Linked DNA regions of Homo sapiens: region 2 is linked to region 1. Evidence: chromatin loops called from intact Hi-C (ENCODE). Cell type or tissue: heart right ventricle. All regions are shown on one strand. Each heading gives the region's core, and the rest is flanking DNA. Links, peaks and the distances in the headings are about the cores only.

Region 1 (6,051 bases), core at 2,227-4,726:
GCAGTCAGGTAAGGTGCCCAGGGAAAGTGAGTTGAAGTTGGTGTCTAGAAGCCTCAGTTTGAAGCCAGACTTAGCCACTAAAGCAGCCATGTGACCTGGGTAGGTCACATTCCCCCGATTGCCCTGCTGAGTCTCACTCTTCTCTTTTGGAAAATGGGTCAATTGAGCTATGGTCAGAGGTCTTCCATGGGTCTCACGAAATCAGTGAAGTGATCAGTTCATCCCAGAGCCAGCACTTGAACTAAGAGAGATGCATAGACGATTTTGAGGTGTTAGAATGGCTCATTTTAACGGTGTTGATGGTGTTTTTAAAAACATTCTGCAGAGAAAAGAGAATAATGTATTTAGTTATCAAGTCACAAGGATGGAGGTATTCCCAAATTATTTGCACAGACTTCTGCAGATACCAATAAAATATTTATTTATTTGTCATCATCAGACACTTATTTACTGTGTGATTGGGGCTAAAGTAGAAACAGGACTGAGGGAAAATGGTGCTGGCTGGAATTAACCAAGATACTTGATCGCACACTGTCAGACTCATTGATTCTCCTCTAAAGCATAGTATTAAACCACACAAAAGTGGGCCTGCTCCAAAGGCACTCTTCACTCTGCCTTGTAAGACAATTACGTTTTAAATTTCTCATCTCCTCTTGGACGCTAAACTCTGTGAGCGTGAAGTTCACGCCTCATTTATTTTTGTGTCCAACACAGCCCTGTATCGGTGAGTAGCACATAGTAGCTGTCTCAGATCCTTTCCAGAATGCGGCACGGTATACCTGAATAAGCAATTAGGTACACAAACAGGCAAACGAACGGGAGATAAGAGCCTGGTAAAAGTTTGTGAAATGACCAAGATGACATCTTTGCAATCTGTCAAAATTAGAAGTTATTCTCTTAACTTTGTTCTAGGTTTTCAAAAGACCCCTAGCCTGACATTTCCTTGTCACTTTTGCAGACTAAGTTTCCTTTCCTGGACAGCCTGTTAAATGTAGTCTGCACTAGTGCTATTACTTAATGTTCTTCTTTGGACATATATTAGAAAGTTCGTCTTTTTTTCTCTGACTGGTTTGTTGTCAAAGTTATTAAGCTTTAATTATTTTAAGATTTCATTGAACAAATATCTATTGTGTATTACCTATACAGTAGAAAATGAACATGGTGCTGAGGATATAGAAACAAATAAAACGCATTCTTGCTTTCAAGATTTATTATTGATTAAGACAGTTAAAAACATAAATGCTGGTCCTGTTTGATCAATGCTTTCCAGAAGATATGGGGGAAGAAAGGGCGGGGAATTTTTCAAACATGGGTTTATGAGGTGAACAGGAGGGGTGTAACCATTTTGTAAACACCATGCATAAAAACAAAAGCTTCAAAAGTATCAAAAGCAACCTAGATTTTTAATCTGGGATATGGAAGATTTTCCTTAGCCTGATGTAAAACCCAAATGCTGTAAAGCAAAGGCTCGGTAAGTTTGATGACATAAGCATTTAAAACTTATGCAGAGCAAAAGCACAACAAAACAAAAACACAACAAAAATATGAAAACACTAAGTGGGGAAAGTTGCAACCACAAGATAGTCAAAAACCTAATTTCCTTAATATAAATAGCTCCTGGAAATCCATAAGAAGATAAATGACCTAATAGGAAAATGTCCAGAGAAGAATGGACAGTTTTTGGGGAAAAAAAATACACATGAATGGCCAATAACATTATGAAACAATGTTCAACCTTCCTCACAACCACATAATAATGATATTTTCTTTTGGCTAGAACATAGAATGATTGGCAGTCTCCATACACCATTGTGAGCATTTAAATTGGGTAACCTCTTAAGCAGCTAATATTTATAGCATCTTATAGCACAGACTATTCACAGACATAACACCTTTTTATACACATTTCATGTTTGGGAATTTTAATTCAATACAGCACTTTGGATATAGCTGGAATAAACAGTGTGTTTATGTGTGTGAGTTGGGGAGGAAGGATTGCCTCGGACACAAGCCAAGATGGGTAGACAGGGCGCAGATCAAGAAGAAATTCGAAGGTCAGGCCAAATAAGGCGTGAAAACAGGAGGCTGAAACTCAAGAGAGGAATGAACTAAAGTGGTCAGTGCCTGGCATTTGGCATGTTTCCCTCCTCTGAAGCCACTTCTGCCTAGAATTCATTTTTCAAATGCAAAACATTTTCAAATGTGAAACCGTCCAGGTAGCCCCTCCTCCTGATCAACCTGAATTTGCTCTGAGCTCTCCACCAGATAAAAGAGACGTATGTGCGTTAATTGAATTAAGGCCGGTATTGTTCATTGAGCTGTGGCAGCGGTTCCTCTGTTCTAGGATTTTTCTGTATCATCTGCATTGTCACAGCCAAAAGTGTTGGGGGAAGAAAGGGAGGGGCATTTTTCAAAGAACTACATGGGGATTTGGTCACGTGCCTGCCATTAACATCAATCGCAGATGCAGGGCAAAAATGCCTGGCACGTCCCTCCACACACCTCTTTGAAAAACGGCCCCTGTGGTGTTGCTACCAGACTCCCCTCCACCGATACAGGATTTGGGGGCTTTGAAGTTGGTTGTGGAAATTTCACTGTTTTCTTTGACTCCAGCAAATTGCTCCAAAATGCTACAAATGTAAAAAAGACTGAAAAAGCTTTAGCAGCAGCTTAGAGGTGGAATCCCCTTAAGCCATTGACAGAAAAATGTGTTTCTTCTTTCAGTTTTTAATTTGTGAGTTATATCTTAAAATACACCAATGCAGTCATAGTCTTTTCTTAGGAGAAGGAAAATGAAGAGTGAGTCAGGCAGGGGCAGGGGCTGGCAAAGAAAGGGGGAGATTTTGCAGTTCTAATTCTTTGACCTTGTTGCACTTGGGGGAAGTCCTGGAAGCAGGGACAAAACTTCCTGCAAAGAAATGATGTAAAACATGTTTTGTTCAACGTGGCTGAAAAGCATTTCCAGCATGGGTCCAGTTGGAGCTCCTTCGTGAATCTAGATTTGACTGGGTTAAGAGAAGCTGGTGATGCCAAGGCTGGAAACCTTGTAGACCTGTAGATCTATCCTGCCTGAACCTAGGAGAGCAGAGGATAGAGAGATTTGAACCCACTACGTTTGGCCTACAGGATGCAGTTCTTGGCATGCTTAAAATTTTGCCTTAACAGTTTCCCATTTTATGGGGAAGTACTGGGCTTTGGTGCATTTGTAAAAAAAAAAAAAAAAAAAAAAAATTCCGCTGAGATGTTTTTTTCTTGTAGTATGCTAATACTGCACCAGGCTAGAAAGAATTATGGAGTGGTGGAAATGACCACTAGAAGCTCCCTGGGCTTCAGTTACCACCTCCATAAATTTAGGGATTTGGCATGAATCAGACGTTTTCATACCGGTTTTATTTTGTTTTGTTTCTGCAGAGGAGCCGTTTTGGAAAATGAAAGTGTATCTGGGATCACTATGTAAAAGAGAAGTTGGAAGCCACTGAGGGTGGAGCTGATTCTTCAAGTTCTTAGACCTTCCTCCCTCCCGCTCATCCCCCTGGGACACTAAGTTCTATGCAGCCAAATTTGAATATCTATGAGATGTACTTCTCTCTAAGGAAATGTCAGCTCAGACAGTCTTGGATGTAGCAAAGGATCACTTTTTTTTTTTTTTTAACTGGAAATGTGGGGATTCCTCAGGGTGGAGCAAACTACACAGTCATCAGTGCCAGACCTTTCTAGCTTTGTGACTTTGGGAAAGTCACTTTCCCTCTATAGACGCTTGGTTTCCTCACCTTTCAGATGAGAATGCTAGAACAGATCTGATGGAATTCTTATACAGGTTAAATGAAGGAACCCAGGCGGCATCTGTTAAGTGCCAATACCAGCTGGCTGCTCTTTTCCTCCTTACGCTCAGCATTTAGCACAGAAACTCGCACAGAACATATTCCCAGTAAATGTTTGCTGGATTGACTGTCAGTAGTATGCCCATAGGCATGGGCTCAGAAGGACCAGTTGTATTGTATCTTCTCAATTCCACATCTGGGGACTTTACACTGGTAGCATGAAATTGGCCATCGTGGGAATATTTGCAGAAGGGAATACAAATGCTGTAAAATCAGAGCCCGTTTCCTTATCCTGACCCACCCATAGAGCCAGTTGTTAAACACCTAGCGGCACACCATTGCGTGAGCTTCCCAGATGAACGATTTCAACACAGGAGTATCAAATGTATATCTGCTATTGCTAGTCTGGTGGTAAGCACAAACTAAGCAGAGAAGTTAGAGATGGCTGTGGGCTGGAGATGTCAAAGAAAGATCTTGGAAAATGGAGAGGTTATGGATACCCAGGAAGAAGTGATAGGATGCTCCAGGGCTATAGGGAATAGGATAGGAGGGAACATGGCTGGGTTAATAAGGAAATGGCTTTGGAATCTGAAAGACTGGGGAGAAGATAGGCCAGCAAAGAGCTGAGGAGGGATGGGGGGATAACAGGACATTTTGGAAGGCCAGGGCTGGAGGGAGGGGTTAGATTAGGCAGAGCCCAGAAGGATGCTTAGGTAGTGTTAGAAAGAAAGGTAAATCTTATTTCCATCCAAAGCAATAATTCCTTTACCTTGCAGATATGTCCAACAGCATGAAAAGCATCAACCTGTCAATTTAATGGCTTTCTTAACCTTTTGAGCTGGTGTAGAGTCTAAATAAATAGCTTCCAAACAGCTGAAGAAATTTAGATAAATCAATGGAAGAAAGATCCAAAAAAAAAAAAAAAAAAAGAACAAAGACAGGAGTGGGGCTTTGGGGGCTGTGGTTTGAAGCTGACAGCAAAGGATCCCACCACCTGGTCTTTGCTGCATCCCTCCCGGATTCCAGCTGATGGATCATGAAGCCAACGTCAATTGTTTGTATTTAACTTGTTTTACTTTGACCCCTGCCTCCCTAAGAGCCGGGGACAGCTCCCTCTAGGTTGGTGGTTCCTAACATTGGTCACTTGTGAAAATCATCTGAAAAGCTTTTCAAATACAAATGCCTATTCCCCAGCCCAGATCAATTAAATAATCCTGGGGTGGTACCCAGGCATCAATAATTTTTTCAAAGCTCCCTGGGTGACTGTACTGTGTAGCTAAGGCTAAGAAGCACTGTTCTAAGGCACGAGTTCTAAACTTCAGTGAACATCAGAATCACACATTGCATGGCCTCACCCCGAGTTTCCGATTCAGGCAGTCTGAGTGTAGAGCCTGAGAATTACGTTTCAAACCTGTTTCCAGGTGATATTGGAACAGGGACCACATTTGAGCACTTGAGAACCTCTGCCTTCAGTAACTAAAGCAGGATTTGGAAAACAATCTGATAGAGGAGTTAAAGACCACATCCCATCCCCAGCTCTGCAGCTGCCATCCAGAGAAACTCACCTGTTTAAAGCAATGGGTCTCAACTGGAGGATGCTGCTCCTCCAGGGACATTTGGCAATGTCTGAAGGCATTTTTGGTTGCCAAGACTCAAGGCAGGGGGGCCACTGGCCTCCAGTGAGGTTGAGACGAGGGATAATGCTAAACATTCTACAATGCACAGGGAAGACCCTCCCACAAAGCGTTATCCGACCCTCGATGTCAATTATGCTGGGACTGAGAAACTCTGGTTTAAACTCTCTGAGGCTGTTTGGCTTCCTAGGTGAAGTGGGAATAGTGAGACCTGTCTTTCTAGATTGTTGCTACGAATGAATGAGATCCTGCAGGGACTTAGGCAGGAAGTGCTCAGTACATGGTAGACATGCTTAACCTTCTAGCTGACTAATTTAGTGACATAAACTTGCATGAGGGGGCTTAACCTCTTTGGATCTGTTCTTCTCATCTGTAAAATGGGCACAGTAACAGACTCAGTGTTCTGAAGAATGCTTGTAAGGATTAAAGGAGATAATCTACGTAAAGCCCCTAGAAGTGCTCAGTAAACATGATCTATTATTGCCATTTCTGTTAGATGTTTACACAGGCCTTGATTCTGAAGGTTGTCTTGAAGGGTTCAAGATGCTCACTTACTACTTCTCAATTTGTAGGTCCACTAAAAGGTGGAAAGGCAG
Region 2 (6,051 bases), core at 1,334-3,833, 240 kb after region 1:
GGTGGATGTCTTGGAAACCTTCTGTTCTGTATTGATCCATTTTACAGATGAGGAAACCAAGTCCATAACATCAAGAAAGAAAGGCAAACTTCAAAGTTAGTAGATGGAGTCCAAGCCATGAAGGGTGAAGGAGATTAAGAAATACTTGTTTCAGTTCAGCTGGAATGACTCTGATGCCCTAAGCGGGGCCAGCTGGCATTTAAGGTTTCTCTGAAGCCATTTCATCCAACACCACCCCGTTCCTCACCCCAAGTCTTCCTGCCTGTATATGTTGACTGATGGGAGTGGCAGTCACACACACTCCAAGGTCTAGTTTTCCAGGCCAGGCAAAAGATTAAGACACATTTTTCATCTTCCATGTGGGATTAGGCCTGCATTAGCTCTATTTGTTAAGGGACTTGATTTCATTGTGGATCCACTTGCTGAGTTAGGAATAAATGGGAAACTGAGGTGCTTCAATCCTCAAACAAACCCACTTTGTTTCTTGAAATATCTGAAGCCATTTCCCATCTGAGCCCAGAGGTTCATTTTTCTCCTTGTTTTACAGCTTTACATGGCTTCTTACCATTGTTCGCCACTCACAGGGTTGGCCTTCATGTCCGGGGTTTGCAATATTTTGTCCAATAAGGAAGGTGGCTTTGCAGAAGGGATGGGAATTTTGGAGTCAGGCAGGCCTGGCCAGGTTTAACTTTTAACCAACTGCCTAGGCACTGGGTGACCAGGAGCCAGTCCCTTCATCTCTGCAAGCCACACATTCCTGACTTATACACCGAGGAGGGCAATTCCTGCTTAGAGGAGCTGAGCCAGATTTCCAAGTTCATGCCTCAAATTTGTAAGCACTGTGCGTGGCACCTTCTGGCTGTTCAGTGAAGGGGAGCTGTTTTGATGACTACCTCTCCCTTTGATCACTAACAGAACATCTTCAATACAGGTTGCTCTGCCTTGACCTCTGTCTTTCCCCACTGGTGTTCCTCCCCACCCTGTGGGTGGCCCAGTATCTCCTCTCTTGGCTTCCTCTAAGCCCTTTGGATTTAACTTCAGGCTACCAGCCATGATCATGGCCAGAGCATTCCTGTACGGCTCTCACCATTCCTCCAACTCTGCTCAAAGGTGGGCCTGGATTTCCAAGACTCAGAGCTTATAAAATGTTTGGATTGCTAACAAAATTAGAAATAGAAAATTGCAAGAGCCTTTCCTGGCATCTCCAAAGAAGTCTATACAACTGAGGGGGTTTGGAGCTTTAGTTTCCTTAACATATCTACCACATACACATTTTGTTCTCAAAAACAAAATGCCCACTAGCGTCAAATTATGCTTGGAATGATCTGGGCATAAAGAATGTTGAACCATAAAATTGGATTGCAGGCGGCATGTGTAGATAACCTTTGCCCTCTTGGGATATGGCAGGAGGATGAGAGCCTTTGCAGCCCATACTTTTACCTGCTTTGAATAAATCGGTATGAAAATAGACTTGCTACTTGATTAGTAAAAAATGGTGCGTTGAAATTTCTTTGATAATCAGTAAGGTTGAATTTTTGCCAATTGATTAGTTGCTCATTTCCTAATCCATAGTCTTTTGCTGTTTTTTTTTTATGATGACTTAATGTTTATTGTATGGTGTGTCTGTTCTTTATGCTGTATGGATATTAACCATATAACCAACATTTCCATGTAGGAAGTGAGTAGGAAAGATAATCGAGTTGGAAGAGAGAGATGTTAAATTTGTTTTGAATTTGTTTTGAAGCTGTATTTAAGTAGAAGGCATACTGGTTTTAATTAGATTATATACTATAGATCAATAAGAATAGTACAGTTTTCTAAGATGCTTTATTTTCACTTTACAGAAGATGAACAGATGTCTCTCATTCCTAACACAGTGTGGGAGATAAGGGTGTTTAGAGGGTTATTCAGATGGGGGAAGACACCGTGACTGATATGAACCACTTCCATCATATTTCTGGATAATGTCTTTTTTCCACTTTGTTGCTTAATGTACAGTTTTTTTAATTTTGGGGGACTCTAGACGGAGATTTTGGAAAGCAGATTACAATGCAACAATTTCCCTCTTGCATTTTTCTCTGTGAATTCCACCACGGACCCAGAAGAAATGCAACCAAAATTACCAGATACCGGTGTTGTGAAATCTCATTTGCGTGGCACTTTCTTCCTATATAAAGCTTTCTGGAAGCAAAGACTGATGCAAACTCTCACTTCTCCAAATTCCAGTTTAGTCGGTCTAGAGTCGGATTATTACCATCCATTTCTCAGTCACTCACTGGCAGCCCCCTTCTTATAAGGAACTGGGTTTTGAAGATCACTCAACTCTGAGAGCTCTGACTTTTCTAGCAGAGAGGGGGAAATAAGGTTTCCTTTAACCTAATGTGCCCTGGTGTTTCTTGCCTGGTCCCGTTCTCCAGGAAGAACAAGAACCAGAATGTGGGAAGTGAAACATGGGTTAAAAAAAAAAAAATCACAGAAGGAAGGGGGCAAGTTGCGGAGTGAGTGGGGGCGGGTGTGAAAGATACAGCTTGCAAAACAGCTCCTTCATGTTTCAGAGCTGTGGTTATTAGGAAGAGCTAAAGACAGACACAATGACAGATGCAATGATGTACCAGATTCTGCACCCAGTTATGCCCTTAGCACTAATACAAGCAACACAAAACTGAGAGTTAAACGCCTTGGCAGAAAACTAGCCAAAGCTTAAGGCAGCGGCTTCCTGGCATTCAATCTGACAGAGAGAGGCTGGAGCAATTGAGAGAGGACCAGTTCTTCAAAGGGTTCCATTTTAATTACAAGCTGGTTGGAGAATGTTACTTCCAGAACCCTCCCTGCTACCTGGGTTCACTTCCAAAATCTAATGGAGTTATATTGGCCAAATGAAAGACTCCCAAATCACACAGTGACAACTTCCCTGCCCAATCTCAATAAGCTTTGTCTTCGTTCAAGTGCCAGCTCGGCTCGAGGGATTTTAGGCTCTGAAGAGAATTAGCTCCCTCTTGCTCTCATATTGCATTAAGAAACTGGCAGCCAATCAGAAAGACAAAACAAAATCAAAAGAATGTATTCTCATGCAAGGGCCCCACCCTGTGACTTCCATTGTTTCCCAGGAACCTGTGGGGATTTCAAATTCTCCTTTTGCCCCTGTTTCCCTCTCCAGCACAACCAAGTGGCCCCCAAAATTGGAGTTGCCCTAAATGCCTCAAGTTGCATTTCCTTGTCTCTAGGCTCTTCCAAATGCAGAACCTGATTTCTTTTTTTAAAAAAAAAGGAGCTCTGATTTGCACTTGTTTGAGCTTATATATAATGAGGATGATATTGGCCAGGCAATGCCCTCTGAAAATAAGCGAAGAAAAAATAAGAGACTCCCAGGGCGGCAATATATTACTAGGCACCTACCCTATGTCAGGTGCTAATCACTTCCATAGGATTTTCTTAATGCATGCTGCAGGGATGAAAGCAACTTTTGCTATTTCACTTAATCCTTACAACTCACAGGGTTGGGAATTCTTATGCCCATTGCACAGAGAAGGAAATTGAGGCTCAAGGGAATTTCAGGAGTTTGTTCAGGTTATCATGCATTAAGGAAACAGCAAAGCTAAGGTTTGCACGTAAGTCTGGTTGGCACCTAGCAGGATTTTCTGGCGATCAAATGGTGATGGAAAGAACACTCTGTAAAGGATATTTACATAGGAATGAATGTTATTGCAAATGCCTGTTTGTCAATGACAGGGCTTCAGTTTCCTCCTTTATAAGATCAGCTTCTAAGAGTATCTTCCTCAGGGACTTGTGAAGATTAAAAGAGATAAAGCGGTCAGCACTTGTGGCACAGTCCCTGCGACAGTACGAGGCTTGTCAAGCAACATTATGACGATGAACAAAAATGTGTATCATTTGGATAGAGAGAGAGAACGCTTAATGATAGCCAGAAAAACACTATTTCCACCTTAGTTACTTTTGGGCCACCCTGGGTGGAGCTGACTCACCTATAGCAAGTTTTTCCAAAAGCTAGCTATGTGACCTTGTCAAATCAATACCTTGCAGCTTTATCTCTTGTCTTATAATAACTCATGGCTTTGTCCGTGCATGGACACTGCCATCCCCAGACCCATCTGCCTCCAAGAGAGACTATCAATGAGAAAATAGGTACATCAAAGAGCAAAAGCGCTTTAAGAATATAAAGCACAACTCTGATAACAAAGGCCATATGATAATAAATGTCATTGTGAGAGAACTACCCAGAAAACGGGAATGTGTACAAGAAGTCAGGGGTTGTGCCAAGCCTGGGAACTAGTTCTATACCCTCCACCACAGGCACTACCGAACTGGTCTCCCTGTTTTCCCCCTAAAGCCCCTGCCCCAAGCCATTCTTTAGAAAGCAGGCTTTTAAAAACCTTTTTACAATTTAAAAATCCAATCCACTTTTGCTTCACACCCAGAGATTTCCCCTGTACTGCATGCCACCCCCTGTTCTGGGCTGGGGCTGTGAAGTACAGTAGTTCAGTATGCAGACTGTGAGGCCAGAATGCCGGGGTCCAAACCCCACAGCTGCTAGGACGTTATGAATTGCCTTGGGCAAGGTATTCTCAGCCTCAGGACCAAAATCCAGCTTATCCCATCTGGAATCCTTCATCTGCGTTTCTCTTTTCTGAAAATCTATTCATTTCCTGTTCAGAGGCTCCCAGATACTACCCTGTGTCTCTGGATGCCTCAAGAATTACTGGTGATATTTGCCAATTTTCTCAGCACCCTAGGTCAGGAGTCAGCAAACGATAGCCTGCATGCCAAATGCAGCCTTCATCCACTTTTGTAAATAAAGTTTTATTGGAACACAGCCATGCTCCTGCATTTACATACTCCTGTGGCTGCTTTCCTGCTGGAACTGCAGAGTTAAACAGTTGCAACAGAAACCGTATGTGATCTACAGAGCCTAAAATATTTGTTATCTGGCCTTTTACAGAACAAGTTTTCCAAGCCCTGCCCTAGTTTACTGTCTCTAAAACTAATTTAGGGTGTAGAAAATTTAATGTCGTGCTCACGTCTGTTGAAGTGTATAAAATGTTGCTATATCCAACAGAAATTCATTAAATATAGGTGTTGTGCTAAATTAGATATATTGCAGATTTTTAAATGCTGCAATTTGGGATGGAAAAAGTTTAAATGGGGGTAGAACCCTGTTCATCAACTTTTTTAGAAAGTGGATTGGACAAAACATCTTAAATTTATGGAGCCCCTAGTATGCTAGGTATCATGATAAGTACTTTTATACATTTTAGTGCATTTAAGCCTCACTACAGCCCTATGAGGTTGATACTGTTATTATTTCTGCAGGGAGGCATAAATTCTGGAAACAAGGGGAAATAGGCATAATATCATCAAGAAAATCTTCAGTCTATAAAAAATAATAAATTATTGAAGTCTTCAGACTTTATGGGCAAAACTATATTTTGTGGATTAAAAATTGAGGTTGAAATTGGTAAAGTGGTTGCCAAAGGTGGCACAACAGGCTAAGTGATGGAGTCAGTGGTCAGACCCTGGTTGTCAGAAGCAAGATCTTGCAGGTTAAACCTTTCATCTGCCTCTCCTTGTTCAATGTTATGGAGTATCAGTGTCACACAAGATCAGAGTGTGGGGATCCTGGTAAGATACCTTCCTTGAAGACTTGAATCCATTTGCCTAGACTGGGGCCGTCTGTATCATTTCACGTATCTTCTGTTCCCTTCCTAGCCATGTTTGTTCTGCTCTTTCTGGTTTAAGCTCATTCCTTTGATGAATAAGACAAAAGCTAGTGAAGAACTGGGTCTTCCTGCCTTCCTGCCTTCTCACTTTAACTTTGCACATCTGCCTCAAACAGTGCATTTATATCTTGCTTTGTTCTTCTAGTTTTTAACCAGTACTCAAAAGGTCTGTGTGTGTGTGTTCTGTGTGTGTGTGTGTGTGTGTGTGTGTGTGTTTGTGTCTGGGTATCTGTGTGTGGGCATCTGTGTGTGTGTCTGTGTGCCTTAAGGAAGCCAGGGCTCCTGAGACAGCCCATCCACATTCAAATCCTGCTTT

What was found. Peaks named below come from ENCODE experiments on the same cell type or tissue, not always from the same donor. Only the 100,000 strongest peaks of a DNase experiment are listed, where the experiment ranks them.
Region 2: a loop joins it to region 1, with 2.2 times the contacts of the local background. A loop is called at or near these places in 1 of 110 quality-filtered maps.

The regions. Positions count from the first base shown.
Region 1 is chr16:79,568,711-79,574,761 of GRCh38, reverse strand. It overlaps a transcript of MAF not described here. Among named protein-coding and RNA genes, the nearest start is that of MAF, 29 kb to the left of the region's middle. In heart right ventricle, for the core only: no CTCF peak of the experiment used is centred there; a DNase peak (open chromatin) is centred at 3,520; H3K4me3 peaks cover 806 bases; H3K27ac peaks cover 719 bases; H3K27me3 peaks cover 574 bases.
Region 2 is chr16:79,325,498-79,331,548 of GRCh38, reverse strand. It overlaps a transcript of MAF not described here. Among named protein-coding and RNA genes, the nearest start is that of MAF, 270 kb to the left of the region's middle. RefSeq lists an enhancer at 2,467-3,342. In heart right ventricle, for the core only: no CTCF peak of the experiment used is centred there; a DNase peak (open chromatin) is centred at 2,481; H3K27ac peaks cover 368 bases; H3K27me3 peaks cover 689 bases.